2 separate regions of the Homo sapiens genome follow, and region 2 is linked to region 1. A link is an interaction called in ENCODE POLR2A ChIA-PET data of the cell type or tissue named here. Cell type or tissue: MCF 10A. All regions are shown on one strand. Links, peaks and the distances in the headings refer to the core of each region. The heading gives the core; the rest is flanking DNA.

Region 1 (16,185 bases), core at 3,250-11,249:
TAAAGCTAACTTCTGCAAACTTGCCATATGGAACCTCTTTTCTGCATAACACCAACCAAGAGCACACAGAAACAGGGTTCCCTGGAACACGCTTTTGGAAATAATGATTTAAAGCTATGGTACTCAAACACCAAAATAGATACTCTTCTCTGCGAAGACCACAGTGCTTTTTCACAATTAAAGGACTGTCCTTTATTCCAAAACAATGTTCTCATACTTTTTTGAGGGGAAGTACATATAAATTGCCAACAACCGTATGTCTGGAGTCCCCAAATTATTTCTGAAACTTTCTTGTTTGAAATATAAAGCCTGGGGACCACTGGTTAAAAGCATTACCTTTTTTTCTGTTGCATGACTGGAGTTCAGGATTATGGAAAACATCTGTATAACCTGGGAGGGAAATAGTTTCTGTTTTAAGATTGTGAATCTAATTGATAATGAACTAGTGCTTTTTCCTTGCCATATGCTTACATATAAGAGAAAAAAACATTTCATGCTAGCAGGGTCTTTATTACAAAGAAGAACAAGAATACTTAATCTAGTTTTACGTTATGAGTGGGTGAAATGCAAAAATCGTTCTCCTTCTTCTGCTCATTTATTATAATCCCTGCTGTACAAGATGAATATAAATGTAACCCTCTGCCTTTTTCTCAAAAGTACAGTAACTCCAACTGCTAAGTCTACTAACAGGCTTCTTTTTCTTAGAACTTCAATCAAAAAATACTTTAATAATCAGAGGGGCACATTTATTAGAAATACTGCAATAAAAACTTTCAACAACAATGTGATTAAAAGCAATCTTGCACTGAAATGCTATTTAAATAGTGAAATTTCACTTCTCCCTTTCTAAAGGAATTTTTTTTAATGGCACAAATCCCAGATGATTGTGTTTGCTATCTGCTGCAACCTTAGCTTTCATTTAATCTTTTTTTAAAAAGCCCATTACTTCTAATGCAAACTGTAGATACTTCCCCTCCCCCTCAAAGAAAAAATGTTATAAAAGAACAACTAAATACAACACACCGACTGTTGTAAGGCACAGCAAGAAAAGGCTCTGATATTTTTACTTAAAAAAAATGGCTTTTGGTAAAGGTCAGTATTTCTAGACAAGGATAAGAAAAACAAAGGTTAGGGTGACCTGCTCAAGCTCATGAAAAGCCATGTACATTCTGGAAAGGGCTCGGAACAGCAGAATGGTTAAGCATGTGAGCTGTGGAGTAATTAGACAGATCTGGGTTACAGGGCCTCTTACATGCTTTGTGATCTTAGCGGGCTACCTCACTTTTCTGAGTCGTAGTTTCCTCATCTGTAAAATGGAGATAATGGTGATACCTAGATCACAGGACTGTGATTTATAAATACCTCATACTTCCCTCCTGAGATTAGAGTTTACAAGAACCAATCAAAACTGTAAATTGGACACAGCTTGGGAACCCCATCCTACTGTGCACATGGAAACATGTGCATGGTCTCCATGAATTGCGAAACATGAGGGTTCAGAAATTCAGCATGGATTGTGCCAGGTGTTACTTTCCAGTAAGCACAAAATTATAAAGATATGGGGCCTAAAGAACAACGTCTGCCTTCTTCTCCAATCAAAATGCAGATTTGTTTCCCCGTGAATTCTTCCTATAACTCCTAAGACCTGTAACAAGGCTTCAGCTTCTCTAAACCAGCTCAGGGGCAGCGATTCTGGAGAATTTGAATGGAAATTCCATGAAAGTTCTGGACTCTTTCTCTTGCATATTTACATACCATGAGGGGCTTAACAGAACACAAGCACCATTCTCATGGTCCATGGCTCTTGGAAGCTGGGGCAATAACAGCGCTATTCGTGCTCTGTATGTGAACTGCTCCCAACCAGGTGTATGCCATAAAAAAGTCACACACCTGGGACTGTTGTGGGGTGGGGGGAGGGGGGAGGGATAGCATTAGGAGATATACCTAATGCTAAATGACGAGTTAATGGGTGCAGCACACCAACATGGCGCATGTATACATATGTAACAAACCTGCACATTGTGCACATGTACCCTAAAACTTAAAGTATAATAATTAAAAAAAAAGATAGTGAATGATAAAAGTGGACAAAGACAGCAACCTTCTTATGTGAAACCATTTCTACTCTCCATTATTTCCTTCTAACTCAACATGTTTCTTTAATATTGAATGAACTCTTGGTTTAAGACTAACGGATTTTATTATTTTGAAGATTCTCCCCTTCAAAATAGACAGTTCAAGAATAATAAGACTGTATTCTGCGATTCTGCAGATTGGGTTTCCTTTTATCAACCAAGGAATTCATCAGAACAGTGGTCAGCAAACTTTTCCTGTAAAGAACCAATAGTAAGTGTTTTGGGATTGGTGGGTCATATGGTCTCTGTTGTGTGTAGTCAACTCTGCTGTTCACTGTATGCAGCAAGCAGCCACAGACAAGTAAATGAATGCCCGTCACTACGTTTCAATAAAATTTAGTTATGGACACTGACACTGAAGTCTCATATAATTTTCACATGTCATGAAATCTTTTGAGTTTTTATTCCAACCAATGCAATGCAAAAACCATGCAGGCAAGATTTGGCCCACACGCTGCAACTGGGGAAAAGTCCCTGCTACAGGAGGGTCTTTCTGGGTCTCTGGGGGTTCCTGCACCTACGCGTTAGTGAAGAGCTTACAAGGAAGGAGACACGCACAGGAGCTGTCAGCAAGGACAATGCCCACTGTCACGGCCACGCTGATTCTCATCTATGGAGGTGTTTCTTAAGTGTGGGCGATCTGTAACCAAATCACCTGACTGCTCCTTACATGTGCATTAATGTTCAACAAGCACGAGGTGATGCTGAGGCAGGGAACTTGGATTTTACCGATTCCTGTCTGAGGCTTGGTTTATATCTGCACATAAGATATAAGCAGACTGCAAGTACTGCCATCTGCAGAACCTTTACACACCCACAGAGAGGATCAGGGATGGTAGCCTGACTTGCCTCAAAAGAAAGGTGCAGAACACAAAAAGCCTCCATTTTGCAGGAAATAAGTTGAAGTCCATGTGAGCAGAAAATAAAAACCAAAAGAAATGATATGCTTCAAAATAATTCACTGTGGGGAGTAGGGCAGAGTTTGTGAAGCAAGACTGGGCCATGACTCATTATTTGCTGAAACTGTGTGATGGATACAAGGAGGATCATTAAAATATTTTCTCTACTTTGTATGTTTCAAATTGTTCATAAGAAACAGTTGAGGAGAAAAGAAGACAAAAGAAACCCTAGAGAAAAACAGAAATGCTATTTAAGGGAGAGGATATTATACCCACAATGTAGTACCTTTAACAGTAAAATACTTCACAAACACCTGTTTTCCATTAATTAACCATGAACCATTTTTTTCCCCTAGGAAAGAAAAAAGGTGGTACTCTGTTGACTCAGTCTGTGTTTACTGAGGCTATCCAACTCCTAGCAAGCCTGTTTTGTTTGTTTGTTTGTTTGTTTGTTTTGAACTCTAGTTGCCTACAGGTGCTAACCACACACTTTTCCATCTTGCCCCAGGCTCAATCACGTTCAGGTTAATTATGAGAAGGAAATAACCTGTCATCAAGTGTGGACATCACACTGGGTTGCTATTCTACTTCTTTGCCTAAATATCAAAGATAAGAGAGGTGATGTCCTGTCTGTACCCTTTCTGGAAAGTGTAAATGGAGCACTATATTAAGGACAGAGCAACGAAAAGTGCTGAAACCTTCTGGCCTCCCCTGGGGCCATACAGCAACACCCCCTAAACACACAAACACACAGAATACTGTCTTCTTTTGGAGTCACAATACAATGAAAAATTGGTCATTTGAATCACACACTAGAGTGACTCAATTCAATCTTCCTAGTAGCTCTACTCATCCACTTTTGGGGCAAATATTTACTGAGCACAATGGTGTGCAGGAGCTGAATATGCCTTCATCAACAACACTCCTGCCCTCAGGGAACTTACTCTCTTAACAAGGAGCCATCACATAATGCAGAGTTTCAAATGCTGACACGTAGAATGCAGAAAGAAAAAGTACAGAGTACTTTGATACCACACAACGGTTAGACTTAGAGAAGTTATGGACAGCTTCCCAAAGAAGATGTCATTTTTCCCAATACCATTGTTGACTCCTACAATGACACAATATAGGTTTTAAAATCTGCTGTGCAACTAAGGCATTTAAAGTTTTTATTTTTTAAGGGTCTCTAAATATTCAGGCACTAATATAGAAACCCTAATCAGTTATTAGTACCAATTAATTCAATCTAAACATAATTTTGTTAACTTTCACAAATCCAAAATCTGTGGAAGTCCGGAATTTCACAAATCACCTTGGGGGAAAAAGCAGTAATTTGTCTTAATCATTTCAAAAACGTTTAATCATTTCAAAAACATCAACCAGGGTTGACGTTTAATCATTTCAAAAACGTCAACCAGGTGCAGTGGCTCATACCTGTCATCCCAACACTTTGGGAGGCCGAGGTGGGTGGATCACTTCTGGTCAGGAGTTCGAGACCAGGCTGGCCAACATGGTGAAACCCCGTCTCTACTAAAAATACAAAAAGTAGCCAGGCGTGGTGGCAGGTGCCTGTAATCCCAGCTACTTGGGAGGCTGAGGTAGGAGAATCGCTTGAACCCAGGAAGCGGAAGTTGCAGTGAGCACAGATCGTGCCTGTACCATTGCACTCCAGCCTGGGCGACACAGCGAGACTCCATCTCAACAACAATAACAACAACAACAACAAAAAGTCAAAATGTATTACCAATTTCTTCCCACCAAAATTAATCATGCTAACAACTAATATTGCAAATTACAGAACAAGAATAAGGCAATACAAATACAAGAATGCAAACAAAACTAGGTTGACCTCTGAAAAATAACCAAATTTTGTCTTAACATTTGCCTACTTGTGCCAAATGGCAGAAGAGGGAATGATATACTACCTAAACCACAAATAATTTCCCTCCATCTAAATCAAGAGTTCTAACCTTCTGCCACAACATTAACCCTTGGGTATTCTTGCCTTGGGTAGGTTTACTACCTAAACCACAAATAATTTCCCTCCATCTAAATCAAGAGTTCCAACCTTCTGCCACAGCATTAACCCTTGGGTAGTCTTGCCTGATAGGAGTTGGTCAAAGTAATGTGTTACAAGAGGAAAAAGTGAAAAGAAAAAACAGGCAGAGAGGTTAGCTTAGCAGTTTTGAATTTTAGGGGTGGGGACGTGTAAATGATCCTTTTGAGAATCCAAGGGAAGCTGTGAACACCTACCCTAGAAAACTGACATATTATTTTGCATACAATTTCAGGGGAACTACAATCCCCTGAAGCCTTTTCAAAGGTCACAGATTTTAAAACCCTGTACCTAGAAATATAGAATTAAGAAGTCAGGTTATCAACAGTTGAAAGAGTTAAAAGGAATTAGTGTGTACTGAGTCATTCACATATTATCTAATTTAATTTCAGCTCCTACAATAACCTTGGGAAGTAGGTAGTATTATCTTCCAAAGAGGGAAAGTATATTCAGAAAGATGAAATAACTAATGCAAGGTTAAGCAGCTTTCTCTCACATCCAGGCTTTCTAACCCCTAGGTCCAAAATTGCACATTGGAGAATTCAAGTCAAGTGCATATTCCTAGAGATATTTCAAGATGAGGAGTTTCTGGCGGGGGTGGTGGTTCATGCCTGTAATCCCAGCACTTCGTGGAGGCTGAGGCGGGTGGATCACCTGAGGTCAGGAGCTTCAGACCAGACTGACTAACATGGTGAATGAAACTCCATCTCTATAAAAAATACAAAAATTAGCCAGGTGTGGTGGTGCGTGCCTGTAATCCCAGCTACAAGGGAGGATGAGTCCAGAGAATCGCTTGAACCCAGGAAGCAGAGGTTGCAGTGAGCCGAGAACTTGCCACTGCACTCCAGCCTGGGTAACAGTCAGACACCGTCTCAAAAAAAAAAAAAAATAAATAAAGGGTCATTTCTGACTTCCAGTGATTCACTCACATGATCAATTTATCTACATATTTCTTCAATTTAACAAGAGGAATCAGTATGGATTCAACTTCAAAACATCTTTTCTTGGTAGCTGATAATTTTAAGCAGACAATGAATGAATAATAGTCTAATAAGTTTTGATAATATTAAATGTATTTTCATTTCTGAAGCAGCCTACAATGGTCTGTTAGGAGAACATAAAGGTCCACTGAGTGAGTGCTGAACATCCTCAAACTTGGATTTTAAAATATCCCCACATAATCCGCAAAGTCACAAACAAATGAAGAACTGACTGAATTTAAAACTTCGGTCTCAACTCAGACAGGTGTACGTTCCAAGTGGCCTGGTAGCTACAGCATCCTCTAAATGGTTAGAACAACTTTAAAAGGGGGAGGAGGGGAACCCTTAAAAAACACTAACAAGGGCCAGGCGGTGGCTCACACCTGTAATCCCAGCACTTTGGGAGGCCGAGGCAGGTGGGTCACGAGGTTAGGAGATTGAGACCATCGTGGCCAACGTGGTGAAACCTCCTCTCTACTAAAACACAAAAAATTAGCTGGGTGTGGTGGCCCGCCGCCTGCAGTCCCAGCTACTCGGGAGGCTGAGGCAGGAGAATCGCTTGAACCTGGGAGGTGGAGGTTGCACTGAGGAGGTGGAGGTTGCACTGAGCCAAGATCGCACCACTGCACTCCAGCATGGCCACAGAGTGAGACTCCGTCTCAAAAAACAAAACAAAACACTAACAAGATCCATGTCCCTTTTGTGCCTCAAGTAGGTAGTTTAACGTCTTAGTTCTTCATGAAAAACATGCTGATAAAAGTATCCCAACAGAAAATAATATATCTAGCAAAAATGAGGTACAGTCCCCTTAATTTGGTTGGGTCCCTGTCCAGCTCAAGGTACCCACTGAAACATTAATACACTTAACTCATCCTTTACAGCAGAATTATTGATAATTACAATCTTGTTTTCACACAGATTTAGAAACGTTTTATAGGATATGTATCCACACCCAGAGAATGAAAACTAAGAACAAGAGTAGGTCAGGTCCTCTAAAGTTCTACTCTAACTGCTTACTGTGAGAGTTGCCACCTAGTGATTTTAATTTTTTAAGCCCAGGCAGGCTGCCAATTCAGCACTAAAACCGGACTAGCAACTGATTTTTCATATTGCAACATCATCAACAAGTCCTGTGCTTTCCCTTGCTTTCCTTTACCCTCAAATAGCAATTCTCATTTTAAAAATCAACTAATTTGTTCTATAATCTGTTCCAATTGGAAGCTCTCATCGGGCTGTCACTGGTATTACTCTTCCTCCGAGTGCCAAGAGGCCAAAAAGCGCCCAATTCAAAAAAACCGAAACAGAGTTAAGTGAAGAAAAAGCAGGTGTGAAAAGCGAGAAGGAAATGTGAAGACAGTAACAATGGGCAAACTTTGGACTTAAAAATGTTCCAGTTGCCAAAGTTCTACCTATCCTTGGGCCATAGACAACAATTCTGCAAAATAAATGGCTACGAGTGAGAAATAAAATTGCATTCGGGGACTATAAACTCAGTATTCCGGGGCCAAACCTCACTCAAAGCCTTGTCCTAACTCACTGAAAGAATAACTTGAAACTGAACCCGAAGTTCACTGGACTTCAGAAGTCCTTTCTGACCACGGTATGCCCAGGCCTAGTGCAGGTATTAGACAACAAAAGCTTACTATTCAAAGAAAAAGAAAATCTCAAGAAAAAGTCTGACACTTTCCAGATACCTGGCCTGACTTTCATTTGGAGGCATACCCTATTTCCCTAGTGTATCTTTTTACCAAACAGTTTAAAACTAACAAATAATTAGACCCTGATTTCACCAGCCACGGGCAGTAAAGGCTTATTTGACCAAATAAAATTCTGGCTTTCTTTCCCCCGTGATATTGGCAGCTCGCAAAAAATCTGACCAAAATGCACTCCGGGTTATGATGACCTTTTTCTAACATCCCCAACTTGTACCTTAAATCCTACAGAAATAAGACTGCATAGGTAAAGCATCTTCTTTAAGTTCAAAATTCGTTTCGATTGCCAACAGAAAATGTCCCCTAAGCATTCGTGGAAAGGTTTCAAAGCTGAGAATTCCTTCCTCTACTCCTGTTTCTCCGTAAGGAGGTCAGAAATGCAGAGATCTAGGTTAAACTTCCCGCCGGTTCCCAGCGCTCATCACCAATAATGCTGCTCCTGCCTGGTCACAGAAGGATTCCGGACGCTCTCATTACAGGAGGCCCCCAAACCAAACTTTCCAAGCGCTCTGCCCCCTCCCTCCCTCCTCAGGCAGCATCTTCGCAGGCACGGGGAGTCGGGGAGTCGGTATGGTGGGCTGATGTTCCCGGTCCCAGTGAACTGTCAATGAAACTTCCCAGGGGTTTGTACAAACTCCATCAGGGGGGCTGGACTCACCTTCCCGACAGAGCCCCATGACTTCGCGGTTTTTCCCAAACTCCTTGAAACTTTCGTCCAATTCTGTCCCTAGGAGATATACACACACAGGAGGAGGGGAGAGGCAGGTCAGTGGCCAGGAGTGTGACGCACACTCACGCACGCACGGGGTAGGTGTGGGCACCTCCGCGTTCCGCAACCCAGCAAACGATAGCATCTCTGCCCCTCGAGGGGGCGGGTCACAGGAGGGGGGCAGGGGGGAGGGGAGGAGAGAGGAGGGGGTCGCGAGGGGGTGAAGGGGGGAGGAGGGCGTGGACACTCACCGTCCTTCCCAGGAAGTTTGGAAGCCTCAACCCACAGATTCCACGACTGTCCCAGCATCACTTCAGGACTGGGCAGAGGCCTGCGCTCCCCGACCGTCGCCATTGCGGCGGCCGAGGTGGAGGCGGCGCCGGGCCCGCCGTCCTCCGGCCGTGTGCGCCGTGGCGGCGGTGGCGGGTGCTGCTGCCGCTGGGGCTGCGGAGGCGGCGGCTGCTGCTGCTGCTGCTGCTGCTGCTGCTGCCGGGCGGCCGCGGCCGCTGCTCCGCCCGCCGCCGCCGCCGCGCGGCGCGGCTCCCCCCTGACGTCATCCGCGGCCCGCTCCGACATTCTTTCCGCTCCTACAATGTAACAAAAAAAAGGGGGAAAGAGTCGCGCGGGGGCCGTTTTTTAAGGAGGCGCCAGGGAGTTCCGGCGGCGTGCGCGGCCCGCGGACCGGGTGGGGCACGCTGACAGCGCCCCCATGGCCGCCCAGCCCCCCGAGCCCGCCTCCTCAAGGCCACCCCCCGCCCCGGGCTCAAAGTCCGCGGCGCGGGCTAGCTTTCGCTTTCGACTCCCGCGGCCGCCCGAGGGAGGGGACGGGCAGCAGGCGGCCCGCCACCGCGGCGCTGGGTCCCCTGCCTGCTTCTGCTCAGAGGACCTGGCGCGGAGGCCAGCGCCGGAGCGGCCCGGCTCCAACCCCGCGCCCCACCATGGCAGCCCGCGCGGGGAAGCCCGAGCCGCACCCCAGGACCTCCAGCTGCCCACCCTTCGGCCGCTTGCATCCCCGGGCCCGGCCCGGCTGCCCCGCTCCTTCCTTCCGTCCGCGCGTCCGTCCGAGCGGCGGCACCCGGCCGGCTCCCTTAAGCGGAGACGCCTCCCGCCGCCTCCTCCCACTTGCCGGTCCCTCCCTCTCAGCTCGCTCCGGCGAAGTTTGCACGTCAAGCCCCCGGACTGGAGCCAGGGCGAAGTCGGAAATGCAGCCACCTATGGAGGAGCCGGCCGGCCGGCCCCAGGGCAGCGCGGGAGAGGCTGGTGCAGGGGGCACTTTGCCCTCGGCTTGCGGGCGGCCGCAGAGTTGTCAAAAGCATGAATGGGAAGCCGCCGCAGAGCGGACTCCGGGCGTGCAGGGAACCTTGGGCTAGCGGGGAAGTGCCTCCCAGGTGTCTGCCCAGGTGTCAGGACGAAGTACCGTGTGCACGCCACGCCGCCCACATGTGTGCCCCCGACCCGCAATTGGAAGTCACACTGTGCGCCTGGGGAACTTGAATTCGTCCAGCAAAGAGAGAACATGAGATCAGTGTGCGAGGGAATGGAGGAGAGTGAAACAAACCGAGAGAAGCTTTAACCCGTGTACATATTTTAGAGGCACCACCCCAAGTTTCTGGAAGTGATTCATTCACCCCAAAAGTAAAAATCTGATTCATTTTTAACTTGAGTTGTTAGTCCTTCCCTCTTTATGGTTGTCTTTTCTTGGGCAGGACGAGACCCTAGGGATTAGGAGAATATAAGGAATTCCTACAAAACATGTTTAGAAAATACTGTTTTCGGTCAAATTTTGTTCACTAAATTAAGCATTGGCCCGCAAAACTTAGCACCCCTCCCCAACATACACAACATTTGCTTAGCGATAGGCTACAGATGGCAAAATAAAAGGCTACTTAATGACCTAAAGCATTAAAAATACTTGAAACAGTAGCAGACCACACCACTTTCAATAATTGTTGATATTACTATTTTCTCAAATTGATGTGAAAATTTGAAGCCTGAGACAAAAACAGTGATTCTTATCAGCATGTTTCACGCATGTTTCACACTGCAGTAGTATCAACTCCTGTAATGTGTGTCAGAGATGCTTGCTCACAAGTGCTTTCTCTGACTAGATGGGGAGGAAGTGGAATTCTTTTTTTTTTTGTACCTCAAACATCTGATGTGACAGAGGTAGCCAACTTCTTTGTTGGTCCAACTTGCAGAAACACAGGAAGTTTACATAAGCATAAAAATTAATAAAGAAATGTCACTGCAACCCAAACATAAGGTGGGATTGCTAGAGAGGGTTTGGGGTTCAAAATTTAAAAGCGCACACACACACACATACTTACACATACACACACACACACACATTTTTATTTTAGAAAGATTTAGAAATAAGTCTGTAAAATTTTTTCCTGGATTGCGTGCAAACAAGTCCAAAAAGTGAAACCATGGTTACTTCCTGTCCTTATCAAAATAACCAAAATAGTAGAAATGATTGGAAAGATTTAATTTTAAAAATCATTTCTACAGCTTTAACTTCCTCCATAAGACTATCAATGAGAAAAATGCACAGGAGTAAAACATATAATTCCCTTGACAGGAATAGAGTTCCCTTCTAACTTTTAACATAGCTTAGATGACCCCTATGCAGATTTTCAATTTTTCATTCATTCCAAATCACTGCAAAATCTGAATAATTACATGAAAACACCCAACCTCTGTTTTCCTAAAGTACACAATTTATTACTTGGAATTGTGAAATTCTACACTTAAGAAAAACGAAAATTTGGATTTTAACGGCATTTGAAGCTACCATTGAAAAGAAAAGCTTGCGGCCACCAAGCCATATAGATAACAAAGGGAGCTTGCTTGTTGAGTACAGCTCTTCAGATCCCTGAAACTACAGAGTGAGAACAAAAATAAGGAGAATGGCAAACATGAAGTATGGTCCTACTTCCTCAAGACATTGCTTGACTTTCCTCTTTTGGATGTGAAACTACTTCAAGATTCACTAATATGACTTCTAGCCAATGGGGATCAATGCAGCAATTTAGAGTACTTCAACTTCTTTCCCAATTCCTGCTTGATACCTCTTTTTTTCTTCAAAGTTTTTGATTGGTTTAATAAAACACAAGCGGGCTTAAAATGAAAAATATTAAGTATCCTCTTGGCATTATGATCGTTATTAAGGGAAATTATTACAAATAGCAGTTACCAATTATTGAGTACCTCAATACTCAAAACTAATAGCAAGCTATCAATTATTGAGGAATCTCATAAATAAGCACTATAAATAAGTGTCTTATATTAAACTGAGCAATTCAGCTCAATCCCTTAGGAAACTTACTATCAAACTGAAGAGGATGTGCAGACAAGAGATTGACGGGCATTTCCTGGTATTTCTTCAACCAGTTCTCTTTTGCTGCAGCCAATGCATTTTACCCACTCTTTCTTCACCCATAAAAAAGTCCTAACTCCTAGAAATGTTCTGATATCCATAGTCGTTAGAAGTTTCCTTAAAGTTGGAATGAGTCACCAAAAAAAGTCAAAACAGCAAGCTGACACACTGCATCTGATATCTGAATTTTGGCAACTTTTAAAAGCATTCCTTATGCAAAGCATACTGTTTATAAACAAGAGTACAACAGAAACCCAATACTTAGCTGTATTACCTACAGTCCCACAGTAAAGAACTTGATGACCTCTTACCTAGATAATCCCCTTTCCATACCACCAAATTATAAAAAGAATATAACTGTGTATAAATTTTTTTTGTGTGTATGTGTGTGTGGAGATGACAAGGTCTCACTATGTTGCCCAGGCTGGTCTCAAACTCCTGAGCCCAAGCAGTCCTCCTGCCTTGGCCTCCAAAAGTGTTGGGATTATAGGCATGAGCCACCACACCAGGCCAATACAATTTACATTCACTTAATATGTTATTTTAATATAGTATTATGCCTGTATAATATCAATCAGTGCTTCTGCCAGTGCATTTCTGATGATGCCTTGTAACTCTGAGGAACTTCACTGTCTGAAAACTTAAGTAATAATTCATTTTATATGGCTTGAATAATGAGTATTCAATTTATCCAACAATTCCTGATTGCCTGCTACAGACTAGGCACTCTACTAGGCACCAGGGTGAACACAAGATAGTAATTTCACTGAGTATGTGAGAAAAGTAGTAAGTAGGGGAAACAATTCATCAAAACTGTCACCACCAACTAGATTGTCTATGGCTTAAGAACTGGGCTGTCAGAGGTGAAGTACTGCTAATTCTGTGCATTTCATCCCTTCCAAGGACATATTTAAAATGTGGTCTTATCTCGTCACCCAAATTTAGGGATGTTCTCAGTAGATGCCAAGGCTAACAAGTCTCTCTTTACAAAAAGGATTCTTTGCACTCATAAAATGTTTTGTTCCAAGGCCAAAGGTATCACAATGTACAAAAACAAAACAAAACAAAAAGTTGACCTTTCCTACATTAAATCCAGTTTAATGTAAAAAGGCTAAAACTACCCAAAACATTTCTAAGATACAAGATCCCACACAACCGTCTTCAATTGGAAAAAACCACCAGTCCCAGTACAACATTTTAATAAACTTGAAAAGCAGTTAACTACAGTATACTTATCTGTGTAAATTACAGGGTTGGTAACAGAGATTCTCCATTATCAACCCCAAAGGACTGAAGTCATTTGAGTAACAAGAAACTCAGATCCACTAAATTAGGAATGTGTTGGCTTTGGTTTCTTTTTATCTTCCTAAAATTGGCTGAGCCTTTGTTCAAATCCTCTCTCACTCCTCTGACTACATCTTTCCCCTTTCCTCGTTCTTCTCCAGAGAGAGCCAGGGCTGTATTCTGCACAAGGGGCATGCCTTTCCTTAACTATGCTCCCTCTAGTGAAGTACCTTACAGCTTGTCATGAATATCAGTATTCCAGTAGAGGGAGAACAGTGGAAAGAGTAAATTGAATTCATCAGCTTAGTGGCTGGAATTCATAGCAATCAAGTGCAAAATTAGGAATAATAAGGAAAGTTGCAAGAGTGAGGACTTAAAAGATAAGACATAAATAGCTTTTTGAAAACTCAACCTGTACACATACTCATTCTATAGTAAAATGCATCATTTGCTAAACATCTCAAACCCTTAAATTTTTGGATTGTTTTCTTAATCATATGTTTGCATGTACATATGAACTCTCCCAAAGAAACATTCACCAGTAATAGCAAATTGCTTGAAAAGAGAAGAAAATTTGAAAATACACATATAAAAGGTAATAATAAATTATAATATAAAAGGTAATTAGTAATGCCCAGTGTTTCTAGGGATTTAAAACTGGCTTGTAATTTTATGACGAACTTGATTTGAAATGTTGATTTAAAGTCTTTCGGCTGAGGAATTTTTTACAAATAGAAAGTTTCAAGTTATAGAAAAGGAATGGAGGCCAGGCGTGATGGTCTGATGCCTGTAATCCCAGCACTTTGGGGGACCAAGGCTCAGGTGTTGGAGACCAGTCTGGGCAACACAGTGAGGCATAGTCTCTACTGAAAAAAAAAAAAAAAATACAGCCAGGCATGCAGGCATGTGTCTATAGTCCCAGCTACTCGGGAGGCTGAGGGGGAGGACTGCTTAAGTTTGGGAGATTGAGGCTGCAGTGAACTGAGATCGTGCCACTGTACTCCAGCCTGGATGACAGAACAAGACCCTGTTACAAAAAAAAAAAAAAAAAAAAAGACAAGGAATGGAAAAGTTGGACCAATATTCAGCTATAAAAGGAAGTCGACTGTATAGAGTTCTAGTGTACTGCGTCAGCTACCATAAAATGCAGGTTAAACACATTGTTAAACGTAATTTCCCATGTACCTTTGTACTGACAATGCTGTAAATATCACCATTTTTGGGGGCTCAGCCATTAAGAGCGTGGGTTCTAGGGCCTATCTGCCCAGGCTGAATCCCACTTCTACCACTACGAGCTGTGTAACTCTGGGGAAATCACTTAGCCTCTCTGTGCATATTTCTACATCTATAAAATGAGTAAAACAAGAGTAACTACTTTATGAAGAACATTAAGAAATTTACAGTGCAAAAAAGCACACTGTGTCAGCTATTACTATTAGCACCATGCTTGTCACATAGTAAGCCCTAATTCTAATCTATGTACGCTATACTATCAGACCAATCTTGCTGAATTATGGCTTTAGCCATGTTAGTGATTGCTCTAACATTTTTAGGGGCTCCCCACTGACGGATAAAATAAATAAAAACTTCTCTCCTAGCATTCAAGGTCCTCTACAGTTTGCCCTTGCCTCAGCTCCACCACTTCTACACTGTTCAGTTGCCTCCTGCAGGTAGTCTATGGTCTAGCCCAAATGACAAATTCAGAACTTCAAACATGCCCCCACCCCAACCCCATCCAACTCCCAGTTCCCAAGCCTTTGCTCATATAGGACACTCCATCTTTAACAGTTTCCCTCCCTTGGCAGAAATCCTGCTGTTCAATCAAAGTTCTTCCACAAATTCCATTTCTTTAACAAACTCTTTCCTGAACCCTCTCACTAAGCACATACATGGGAACTCATCCCCACCTCTATATCACAGGACTTCATGGATTCAGAGTTAAGAGTATATGCTCTGAAATCAAGGTGACAATGAGACATACATTTAGTCTCCCAGAGATCAACAGTTTGCATTCCCAACATAAGGGTGTTATTTAGAACCTGGAACCCACTTTCCCACAAACCATAAGACGAGTTGTAACCATGTCTCCAAATTGGTCAGCAAAATGCCTTTGGGGTGAAACCTAGGACGAACAATGCAGGTGTGTTAGTATAAGAGGGAAGGAACAACACAAATGCTTCTTCCTCCTTTCCTCAGCCAAGGTCCAGCTCTAAGCAAAGCTATAGATCCAGCAAACATGACACCCTTGACTTTCCCACATTCTGTCTTTGCACCGTGATCCAGGAGCCTACCTGGGTTTGTACTGCTTCTCAAAAGACAGACTGTTCCACAAAAACTTGCACTCCCTTTCCACCTCCAAAGTAAAGCTCTCCTTTTCTTGGTAGAGGTAAAGGCCTGCAGATTTAACTATTTTTCACTAATGTGTATGAATGACTATGAATGAATACAGTTACCTGTCCTCCTCTCCTCCCAAGTACACATTCAAAGAAATATAAAGGGTAAGACCTTACCCCAGATGACTTCTAGGTGTACTGGTTCATAAACCTTTCTTCCTAGAAACACACAATTACTAACCACACTCTTATGGCCATTCTGATTTTAAATGACATCATCTATGGCTCAAGACAAATATTTATTTTCACCAATTTAATCTTTTATTTTAACCAATATTCTCTTTTGATAAACATAAAATTTTCAAGACCTGGAGACCTTGATCCTCTGTCCACTTCCTACTATGCCCCCACGTCTACATCAAGGTGTTCTAAGTGAAGGAACTTCAGGAGTAGAAAAGGGGAACCAAAACAAAATTGCTCCTGGTGAGAAATCTGCCTTTCCTGCCTTCCAGAGCTTGCTCCATCTCTTCAGAAAACCGGTATTTTCAAAAAGCATGAGGATTTTTCCAAATGGTTTCTGGGGCAGTGGCAGCAAAGCAGCAATCACAAGCGGGCAATTAGTGGGTTGGAATCTGACTTACCAGGTATTTCTTTTTAAAAACAGAGCCAAGGCCGGGTGCGGTGGCTCACACTTGTAA
Region 2 (10,854 bases), core at 1-8,000, 62 kb before region 1:
GAACTTGATGAGGATGCGCTAAGAACACCTCCACTGGAAGAACGGTTGCTTCCACTTGCACTGCCTCCTTTGCTTTTGGACAGAGAAGGGAAGAAGGAAAATACTGAAGTGGGAGGAACGGCCAAAGGCGGCTTGCTGGATGAGCTATGTCTTCTTTCTGAAAACGAAAGCAAAGAAAAAAAGACATCATGTTTTAGGCGAATCTCAAATGTAATTCTGGAAGAATTCCCTGAAATCAATATATTCAGGTTAAAACACGTGTCGTTAAGTGAAGGTATGTTAAACTCAGCAGACTTCAGAAATGGCTCATCTAGGCCCCACAGACTTACTTAGCATTCTAGGAACGGGTCCTTCTCTTTCTGAAGTATCTCAGCATAAAGAGTTTTATCACATACACCCATCAGGAAATTAGACAACCATCGTAAACATGAGAATATTGCCTTTTGGGTTTTGCGTGCTAAAAATGAACCTCATTGGCTCCAACTTGCATTAAGAGAGAGGAAAATTATTCATTCATCTGCAGAGCTCTGCTAAATGACACTGCAAGCAATTCTTTCTTCCTTTCTAACACCGCACCTCTCTGATTTTCAAAATAGCAAAATCTTAAGAAACAAGTTGTACCTTCTTTTTTTTCCCTGTCACTACCCACCAGCAGATGACACCAAATAAGAATGTTTCTAGGGTTATCTTATCGTTCCCTAAGAATCTGTGCTGAAATTTTCCAGTGAATCATTTCACTTCCCACCCCCCCTTTTTTAATAATCTCACTTGACTACAGATGGCATAGCTCCGGTTCACACCGCTAAGATGCCAAAGGCGCAAGACAAAAATACCACAAATAGCTACGCCTGTTTTTTAAACCAGGAAGTAATTCATGGTTAAGTACAGACTACAAAGGTTTAGCTGAAAATAAATCTATCCACTGGAGAATCAGGTTTTCTTAGAGTAAGGTAATCCATACTAATATAAATCAAGAGCTGTTGAAGAATGTTACCATCAGAAACAAGTAAATCATTTGGTAACTTTATCCGCTTGAGTACCTTAGTGGCTGCCTTTAATTAATTAATTTAAAATTACACATTTGCTTAACTCTAAGTTTTAAAATGCATGTGATCCAACACTGCCTTATCACAATACAGGAGCTATATAAGTATTTAAAACATTAAGCACATGATGATCAATGACCACAAGTAAGACTTCAATGGTTTATTTCCAAAGATCTTCTTATAGCAGTCCTGAGCTTCTTGGTAAAACTGTGGTGACTTATTCCTGGAAGGGCATTACTTCAATGATGGCTTATAAAGTACTTAACTGTGTGTTCCACATCAGGACAAAATTATTATCCTAGCTATCTACAGACAAAATTCAAATTTCTATTCTCCAACTCAACTACACAAAGGCTACAATCAAGTTAGGAAGGTTAAATTGATAGTGATTTATAAGTGCCTTTTGCTTTTTGTTCACCCCAAAATGAAAGCTGTGTATAAGGAATAAAAAACTAAAATAAATTCAGTTCGGCAGTTTTCCAAATTTGGCATCTGAAGATGTTTTTAAATTTAGTTTTTCTCTCTTTTATGATCCCAAACACTCTGAACATACTTTTAAGCATCAGCACTTGTCAGCCAGGATTGTAAACATGTGTTTGCAGTTTTGTCACCTGCCTTAGACGATACAGCTTCTGTGGGCCATGTCTCCATTGTCTTTCTCTGTAAGGCATGGGACAGAGGTCTTCAATTAACTTCTGCATGACTAGTAAAGCTTTTCTTGTGAAAAGGAGTGATTTTGGAAGGCCCTAGACCAGTGGCTGTCAACCTTGGCTACCCACTGGAATAACGTAAGGAGCTTTAAAAACACTGATGCATAGGTCCCTCCCTCAGAGACTGAGTTAATTCGTTTGGGGTGTGGACTAGGCATCCAGATTTTTGACAAGTTTCCCTGTCTGATTCTACTGTGCAGCCACGGTTGAGACACTACAGTAGACCAGGCTAATGCCTCAAGAACCATTAACCACAGCTGAGTAAGTTATCATGTGCATGGCACTGAGAATACTGCCTGCTACAAGGCACTAAAGGGTTTGTCAAATGAAGCTCACCACTACTACTTGTCTTGAATTAGTGTTTTCCAAATTTTCATCAACTGCAAACTATTTTCATCGTTCTTACCAAAGCTACATAAAATACTATTTTTTTAAAACTCAACATTTTAATTTACTTTATCAATTCTATCATCTCCTCCTCCTTACTCTAATACTAGCCAGTCTCTCATGGGGACATCATTGGTATTTCAGACAGGACAATTCTTCATACAGGATTTCAGGATGGTTAGCATTCCTACTCTCCTACTGCTTCTTCACCAGTAGTGCCCGTCTGCCAAAGACAACCTGAAACCACCCCCTAATCCATTTCCAGATGGGCCCCAGAGTGAAGCAGGGCACCTCTACCCTCAGCTGAGATAGATTTTTTTCCAAAACAATAGTATCTGTGAAACAGTAAGTTCAATAAGCTTATTATATAAACTGAACATTAAAATATTCATCCGTGTTTATCTACAAAAATCACCTTGTGTACCCCCTGAAACAGTGCACTAAAGGAACAGCATGTCTGTGATATGAAGAAGACAGAGAAAACCCTCAACTAGAACTCTGACTTTTAAGAAGTACACTCTAGGTATCAGAATTCTCAAGCAGGTGTCTCAGAGCAAATGTGTGATGTATTTTCTTTGAAGATCAAATGATTAGATAAAATTCTCAATCGAATTAAATACCCTCAGTTCTGCTATGAAGCTTGTTTTGAGAATGCAAATGCATTCCAAAGCCACCGATATACTAAGAAACAATTTGAACATACTGAAATTTTGCATTCGCTTTTTCATGATTTTTGTCTGTAAGAAATACCAGGTGAACACAGAAAACTATACCTGGCTGAAATGAGCCACGTAGGAAAACACAAAATGCACAACCCCTCAAACTTCCACCATCTACCTCAGTTCACCACCATGGGTGTTATTAACCACACCCAAACACAGCTGATGCTACAGTTTTTCATCCAATTTCAGATAACCTCCTTCCATGACTTCACAGTCAAGCTGCAACCCTTCCCACGCCTTCCACAAGCAAATGCCAGGTCTTTTCAAGGTAACTGCCATGTTTATTCTAGTATTTATGTATTTTTTTACCATTTAACATTTGTAAGACTGTGCTACCCTTTTCATTAGGTTCCTATGTTTTTCTGTGTGTGTCACTGATGAGGTCTTTGAGTGTTGTGCCATAACCCTGTTTTCCCAATAAGCCTCATGTGGTTTTTGTTGCGTAATTTTGCATTGTGCAGTAATTTTTTAGGAATGCATGTTGTGCTATAGCAGAACTGACTGTAACTTTAAGCTTGTCCTTTCAATTTTCCATTCCCATCACTGTCCATCCTCCCCGTTTTCTTTGGTTAAAATCTTCTTTTCTTGCCTATTAACTCTTAATATGGAATTCCACTAGAAAAATCAAGGTTCAAAGCTTCTTAAGTTAAAAGTCTGCTGATGTATCGATAATATCCCAAAAAAGTCTATTTTCTACTTCAATAACAATAAAAACTATTTAAAAACTAAGAATGACAATCTATCATGTGAATTTTTCATTCATTAAAACTTGAAACAGATTGTGTGTGTGTAGTGTGTGTAAGTAACTGAGATTCTGGCTGAAAAGTGCCAGCTCAAATTCTTGTCATGCTACTGAATTATCACGGACTGGTAACTTACTCTGTGAAAAGGACAGCATCTGGCTTTCCCCCCACAAGAAAGCAAGAAGGAAAAACCAAATTTATTGTAGTTGAGTTGGACTCCCCTTATCCTTTCACTGAGCTCTTATTTTTCACAGGATTTTAAACTGGGCATCTAGCTCTAAAAAAGTGTTTGCTCCCAGATCAGAAGAGAAGTGGGCAAATTATAGGTGGGGTTAGGGACCCTATATTAAGTGGACAAAGTGGTGGCCAGATGCTGAGCACAACTGCAATGTGGTCTGCTGAGGAGTCCAAGTTGAGTTTTCAAAGCGCTCCTCTCTCCAGGATCTGGCACCAGCCCAGAGAAAGCACACTCTGTCCCTGAATGAGGAGGGCATGATGAATGGCTCCAGTAAGGGAGAGACAGGCCGACTGACAGACAAGTACAGACACAAGAAAAGAGCAGAGACAAAGAAAGACAAACATGCCTAAGTGTGTATGTGTGTGTTGTGCTGGGGAGAAGAGAGGGAGACAGAGCTTCATGGGGCTCTTTCCCCTTGTGGCTTCAGTACGTCACATGGCAAGGACAGGATATTAGTAGTGGTGTAGGAGGGTGGACAGCTCTCTATAGGTCTTCCAAAATAGAATGCAACCAATACTAAGCTTATAATTCTGAATTCACGCTGAGATTTTTTTAAAGTTATAAGTATTAACATCCAGGTACACACCAAAAAGGAGTTCAAAGCAAATAATTAGATCTTTTTATATCATAAATATTGCTTTGAAAACAACTAAAAATAATTTACAGTGAGCAACTGTCAAAATTAGGGCACAAATCTAAAAAGCAGTCAAAACAAAATGTAACTCCAAATGCTAACATTCATACTCGAAAATAATCTAGAAGGATATATGTCAAGCTTTTTAAAAAGTGGTTATTCCCAGGATTATGGCTCTATTTTTTAAAACATTTGTGTATTGTTTTTCTATAATGAATACAGTTTACTTGGTTATCAAATACATACTTCTAAAGAAGAAAAATTTGGTGTTCTGGTTTCAATTTTACACATGCCAAAATAAAGCAAGGCATACTATCATTCCTGAGCATAGTATCAATTTGTCCCATTCTCAACGGGTATCATGCAAGTGGCTAACTACTAAGAAACCCCCACAGAACCTGAATTAAATATCTTCAGTTCTGCTATAAAGCTTGTTTTGAGAATGAAAATGCATTCCAAAGCCACCGATATACTAAGAAACAATTCGAACATGTTGAAATTTTGCATTTACTTTTTCATGATTTTTGTCTGTAAGAAATACTAGGTGAACACAGAAAACTGTAACTGGCTGAAATGAGCCATGTGGGAAGATTCAAAATGTACACCCTCAAACTTCTACCATCTACCTCAGTTCACCACCACGTGTATTATTAACCACACCCAAACACATCTGATGCTACAATTTTTCATTCAATTTCAGATAACCTCCTTCCACCATCTCATGGTAACTCACAAGCTGCAACCCTTCCCATACCCTTTATTCAGGGCTCTTTTCTTATAACTTATTAAACATTTTACTAATCTTTTATAATCCAAACAACTGGCTGATGAGAAATCTCACCTTCAAGAACAACAACATCAACAACAGCTGCTACTGTGTACTGTGTAGAAACCACATGCCAGGCACCATGCTACGGGATTTACATGGATTATCTCATTCAATCCTGACCATCTTTCTAACAAAGTAGATACTATTATTAACCTCACTTTCCAGATGAGGAAGCCAAGGCTTTTAAAGGACTCAAGTCAGTTGTCCAACATCACATGGTTACTTAAGAGGCAAAGATGGGTGCAATCCCAGGCAGGCTGACTCCAGCACCTGGGTGAAAGCACAAGGCAACTTGCCTGCTCTGAAATGGCATTATTAGCAAGTCATAATACATGATGGAGGGGCAGGGATAAAGGTGAGGGCTGGGGCATAAATCAGTAAGAAGCCCATCTTCCCTAAGTGCTGGGCAAAATCAGGTTGTTAGTGTACAAGTCTGCATAGGCTGAACATTTGTCATCGATGACAGTTTTTTGGTATATTCAGGGTGGGATCCAGAATATGTTTAAGGGAAATCCAGATTGTTTTCGATTTCATCTTTCCATTTTGGAAGTTGCTAAGCTAAAAATCAGCTATGGGTGTGTCAGCCAGTGTAGCAATTCCCTGCTTGGAGGGTCTTAAAGCATCCAAGATGGTTTTGATAGAGGCAGACAAATGCCTAGAAAGACAGGGGAGGGTCTCCGACGAAACCCCACCTCCAAGTCGAAGACAGTTTAAAGCCTGAAAACCAAGCTACAGGTTAAATCCTAGGACTGGATTAAGAATTTGTCTTCCCATTTGGGATGCTTTCCTCTAACTGGTCCCCACCCTTCACCTATTTTTATATATACTTACCCTTTCCAAATTGGTTTTTCTACACTGTCATGCCCACCTTTGAGTTGTGCCTTCCCTTTAAACTTTTTTGCATACTCACAAACCAATCAGCAGGCACTCCCCATTCTGAGTCCATAAAGGGCCCCAGAACCAGCCACATGGGGGAATTATTCCCCTCTCCCTGAATCCTCTCTCTGCTTGAAAGCCGTTTTCATTGCTCAATAAAATTCTTCTCCACTCTTCTCACCCTCCAATGTTCCACGTATCCTCATTCTTCTTGGGTGCAATTCAAGAGCTCAGGAACTGCCAAACGCAGGTACAACCTTAACACAGGCAAGCTGCGGCACACCCAGCGTGGCCGAGGGAGGCCCAAGCAGGGCGTATCACTGGCCGGGCATCCCTGGTTTGCAGAGTGACCAAGAAGAAAAATCCTGCATCAGTTTGAAGAGTGAACTGTGACAGAATGTGCCAATTGGGGCTGTCTTTATAGCTTGGCTAAAAAGAATCAACTTACACAGTTTCCAGGTGAGGATGCTCTACAAAAGACCATCAGCAAACACCTGCTCAATAGGGTAAGGCTGGACCCACCAACCAATACACAACACAATATGCATGCTTCGAGTCACTCTCAGGTTGTTTATGGTCACCTTCCCAGCAGAGGCTCAGGACTGCTGGGCACAGTCTTGATATGTATGGGTTGAGTAATCAGCCTGAATAGAATCCAAATCAAATAAAAACACTTTTTAAAAGATTACCTGAAAAGGGCAAGAACTTTAGAGTCAGGGATATGTGGGTTCATATCCTTGCTCTGCCAGTTACTAATTGGGTGACCCTGGGCAACCAGCTCACTCCATCCTCGTTGGCAGCGTCTTCAGTTGCCAAGCCTACTTTGCAGGGCTGCTGTGGATTAAACGATCAAGAGTTGCAAAGCCTGCAGCACAGAGCCTACTGTGGACCAAGTACTGGGAACACATCAGCACATAAGACAGAGGCCCCCTGTTAGCTTGGCTGATACCAGCTACAGGCTTGTTTATTTAGACAGAAAAGTACTCACAAATAACACCTCCTGACTTCTAAAGGAGGTAGAAATCACTTAAGAACAAATCAAACCCTCTTTACTGTAAGTTATCTTCTCCAGTGTGATAAGGATTTAGTATACATATTTTTACGTGCCATTTCAGGAAGATATCAACCTCTTCTAAGATAGGAGCTCAGGGGAGCAACTTTAAGAATTCATTTAAAAATCAGCAAATTCACACCAAACAAAAAGAACATTCATTCAAGCTAAAGTTATTTTACAAATAAAAGGCTGGCTCATTTTCCTCACAGAACTCAGAAGACACTCAGGAAGAACTGCAAGTAGAATAAAATGAAGATCAAGTCTCAAATTCAGTTTACAGATCCAAAGGTGGAAATTTTGGGCAGATTTTCTAAGTAAAACCCACATATTTTTCTTTAAATGAAACTCACTCACACTTTCAGATAGACTCAGTTAAGGTTAAACAGAGTGTGCACTCTGCATGGATGGGCCTTATGAGAAATACCAATGCATGCTTCAAGGAATGCATGACTTCATGCCTTCTGACAGCTCCATTCCACAAACATCCCATAATGACGCCCATTTAAAGCAAGGACTTTCAATAATGAAGGTTATACATGGCTATAAAATGTAAAACATAGGTAAACATGCACACAGTCTTTGGCCAGTCACAGTAAGTAACAACGCATGTATCAAAAGCTCAGTTTAAAAACTTCAGGTCATTCATTAAGCTGTCCCTTCACAAAATTATTTATTGTTTATTTTTATGTCCAGGTTGAAAAATAACTGCAGCTTGCTATTATACAGCTCCCAATTAATCCAAACTGTCATAATCCATTTCCAGGCCACCAAACACAACTCGTGAGGTGTCAATTGGCATCATGTGTCTTTCACAAGGATTATAACTCCTTAAGAAAACATCCAAGAGCAGGACCTGAGGCAAACTAGAAATAAAGACTGCATAAAACAAAAACAAAAACAAAAACAAAAAAAACTCAGCACTTTTTTCTTACACATCTACTTTGCTCCAGACTAGTGTTTTCCCTAAACTTTTGTTATTCACAACTAAACCATATTTTGGATCCTTTTCCAAATCTGCACAATATCTAGACCATTATTTACTTAATATATTTTTTAAAATTCAGTGGCTGACTAGGGACTAATTTAGCATTATCCTAAGCAATAATATCTCTGAAAGAATGACTTTGTATTTGATGTAGGAGTTTTTTATATATATATGTATATATTTTTTCTCACGAATATTAAAAAATATTTGGCATACCATTGAAAATCACACCATGGACTACACATGAACATCGAGCATTTAATATTTCCTCACTACTTTCATTGTTGTCAACTTTTCCCTCTAAATTTTCTTATTCTTCTTAAAAGCACTCACATATGGCCTGACAAGCAAACATGGTCCTACTCCATCCACTCTTTGTAGTCCCAGGTCCTTTTTATTCCTAAATCTGCTTTATCTTTGATCCAATTTCTTTATGTTCCCCAGGCACTTGATGAAACTATTCCAGAGAGAGCTGAGTGTAGTCTAATTGCTTAAAAGGAAGCAAGTCGGTGGGACTGTCCCTGGAACATTCAAATCTCAAGTTGGGGAATTCAGAACTGACCTCTGACATGCAGTGCCTCAAAGGACAATTAGCCAAAATTGGGGCTGGGAGGCAACTCCAGAGCATGCTTAGGTGGGTTACAAATGGCACTGGAAAACACTGAGAAAGAAAAAGTCCTTGCCACAAAGCACTCGGCATCATTTCCACTAGAGAGATTTAACTGAAAAGGATGATTTCAACACTGGCTGCCCTAACAAATTAGTCTCCAACTGCTACCTCTGCCAAAGGCATCTCTCCTCCCCCTAATGCGGAGGTGCTTTTAAATTAAAACCTAACGGGAAAGTGCAGAAAAGAGAGTCATTTATAGCACTTGGGCCACTTGAAACAACTTTTCACCAAAGGTCCTAATCAAATTATCAAGCTCTTGAAGTCAGCGCTTTATGACATAAATAAAGGCCCCACTAAAGTATTCGGGTCTCCTGGCATTTCCACGTCTCTGGGCAGAGCGCGCACTGCAGCATACCCATTCACACTGGCTGCATGAAAGAGAACAGATCACAAAGGGCAGATTACAAGGGAGAACGACTCCACTCCAGTGGGGGAAGGGACAGGCGTGAATGGATTGTAAATAATGTTGCTAAGAAAGGAGCAGAAATATGGCAACCTCAAATAATCCTCTTGCCAGGAATTCTTCCCAAAAGGACTGTTCTTTCTAAACTCTGCTTTCAAGTATGTGAGAAATATGAAAAAGTTATTGAATATCTGGGGGATACTCCTTCCCTGCCTAACTTGTTGCTTTTTGCAAACATTTGTAAAAGGGCTTTAAAAAAAATCCAAATATTTTATTGAAAAATACGGAATGATAGGGAAAAAGAGGAGGTACAGAATGTCACAACAGTTGATCACCTCAGCTATGAGTATAACACCCTTTTTTTTTGTCTTTCAAAAAACAGCTTGTCTTACATAAAACTGAGTGGTCTGAGTGATCAGTTCAGTTCCTGAAGGACGCCCTTTTTATGCTCCTGCAACCCTGTTCAAGGTGCAGACTTTTGACCAGAGGATTATCATCCTCTCTAACACATGCATACACACAACACTTAGGGAAAGTACATTTTGGGAAAAGGATGCTGTTGCTTTTGAGTGTTAACACAACCATCCAACTGTTTATGCCACCTCTGTGATCTTTATGTCACTGTTTCTGACTACAGATACCACACAATGAATGACATGCTGGCTGACACTTCTACTTTGCTAACAGCCATAAGGACTTCTCTCTGCTATCCTCAGAGAGCACGGTGTTACCCAAATGATGCTGACAGAGTACAGCAATAAATCACCCTGGCCGATTTATTTGACCTCACTATCTGAGTGATGCACATCATTTTGTAAAATTTCACTCCCCTTTCTCCCTCTTACACCATCATTCACTTGAACTGTTTCTATACCTCAGGTATACAGGTGAGAAGAAAAGAGAGAGCCAAAACGAAAATCCACCAGTCTCTAGCTACTTTTGATTCAATCCTCTATGTGTTAGGGAAAAGAACACTTTAGAATTTTAGCAATTTACCTTTATAAGGATAGCCTTCCAATTTGTTATACTATCTGTAGTTCAAGCATCAAACATACTCAGTCTTTACACAAGTATCTCTATAGTCTCAATTTGGTCTAGGTCACTGTTTTCCCAAATGAAACATATGGGCTATTACCAAAATGCTAAAAGACAATTAAAAAAACAAAACAAAACTATGCCGTTAACCACTCCAATCCAATTTTTACAAAAACATAAAAAGAGAGAGAATAAAAGGAACCTGGTAAAACTCAATTTAGAGGAGCTGCCTTGTTTTTGTTTGGTTGTTTCTGTTTTGTCTTTTAAAATAGAAATTTCTGTGTAGGAATCCCAACAGGGAGCATCATCTTCCCACAGTCCAACAAACAAGAGCAACTCTGCAAGGTACAACGAAATGACAAAACTATCTGCTGAAAAGTGCTACACTGAGCCAGTCACAATCCTTATTGCCATTTTCCACTGGTTTTATATCCTTTTTATATCACCTTATTCTGGGTGGGGGAGGGCAGAATACCTGAAGACCAGAACATGGAAATAAGAAAAACCTCACATTTTGAACAC

Evidence for each region. ChIA-PET counts read pairs that join two places held together with the same protein. Peaks named below come from ENCODE experiments on the same cell type or tissue, not always from the same donor. Only the 100,000 strongest peaks of a DNase experiment are listed, where the experiment ranks them.
Region 2: POLR2A ChIA-PET joins it to region 1 with 19 read pairs; 12 of 35 experiments call an interaction of 5 or more read pairs at or near these places.

The regions. Positions count from the first base shown.
Region 1 is chr3:63,905,481-63,921,665 of GRCh38, reverse strand. ATXN7 (ataxin 7) reads right to left here. Exons shown (of 13, transcript NM_001377405.1): 3 at 8,743-9,078; 4 at 8,441-8,509. The coding sequence starts at 9,067. It also overlaps SCAANT1. Among named protein-coding and RNA genes, the nearest start is that of ATXN7, 50 kb to the right of the region's middle. RefSeq lists a silencer at 8,765-9,604 and an enhancer at 9,935-10,014. In MCF 10A, for the core only: no CTCF peak of the experiment used is centred there; DNase peaks (open chromatin) are centred at 7,135, 9,165 and 9,635.
Region 2 is chr3:63,969,218-63,980,071 of GRCh38, reverse strand. ATXN7 (ataxin 7) reads right to left here. Exons shown (of 13, transcript NM_001377405.1): 6 at 1-157. Among named protein-coding and RNA genes, the nearest start is that of PSMD6-AS2, 29 kb to the left of the region's middle. RefSeq lists enhancers at 6,462-6,962, 8,944-9,595. In MCF 10A, for the core only: no CTCF peak of the experiment used is centred there; DNase peaks (open chromatin) are centred at 3,301 and 4,101.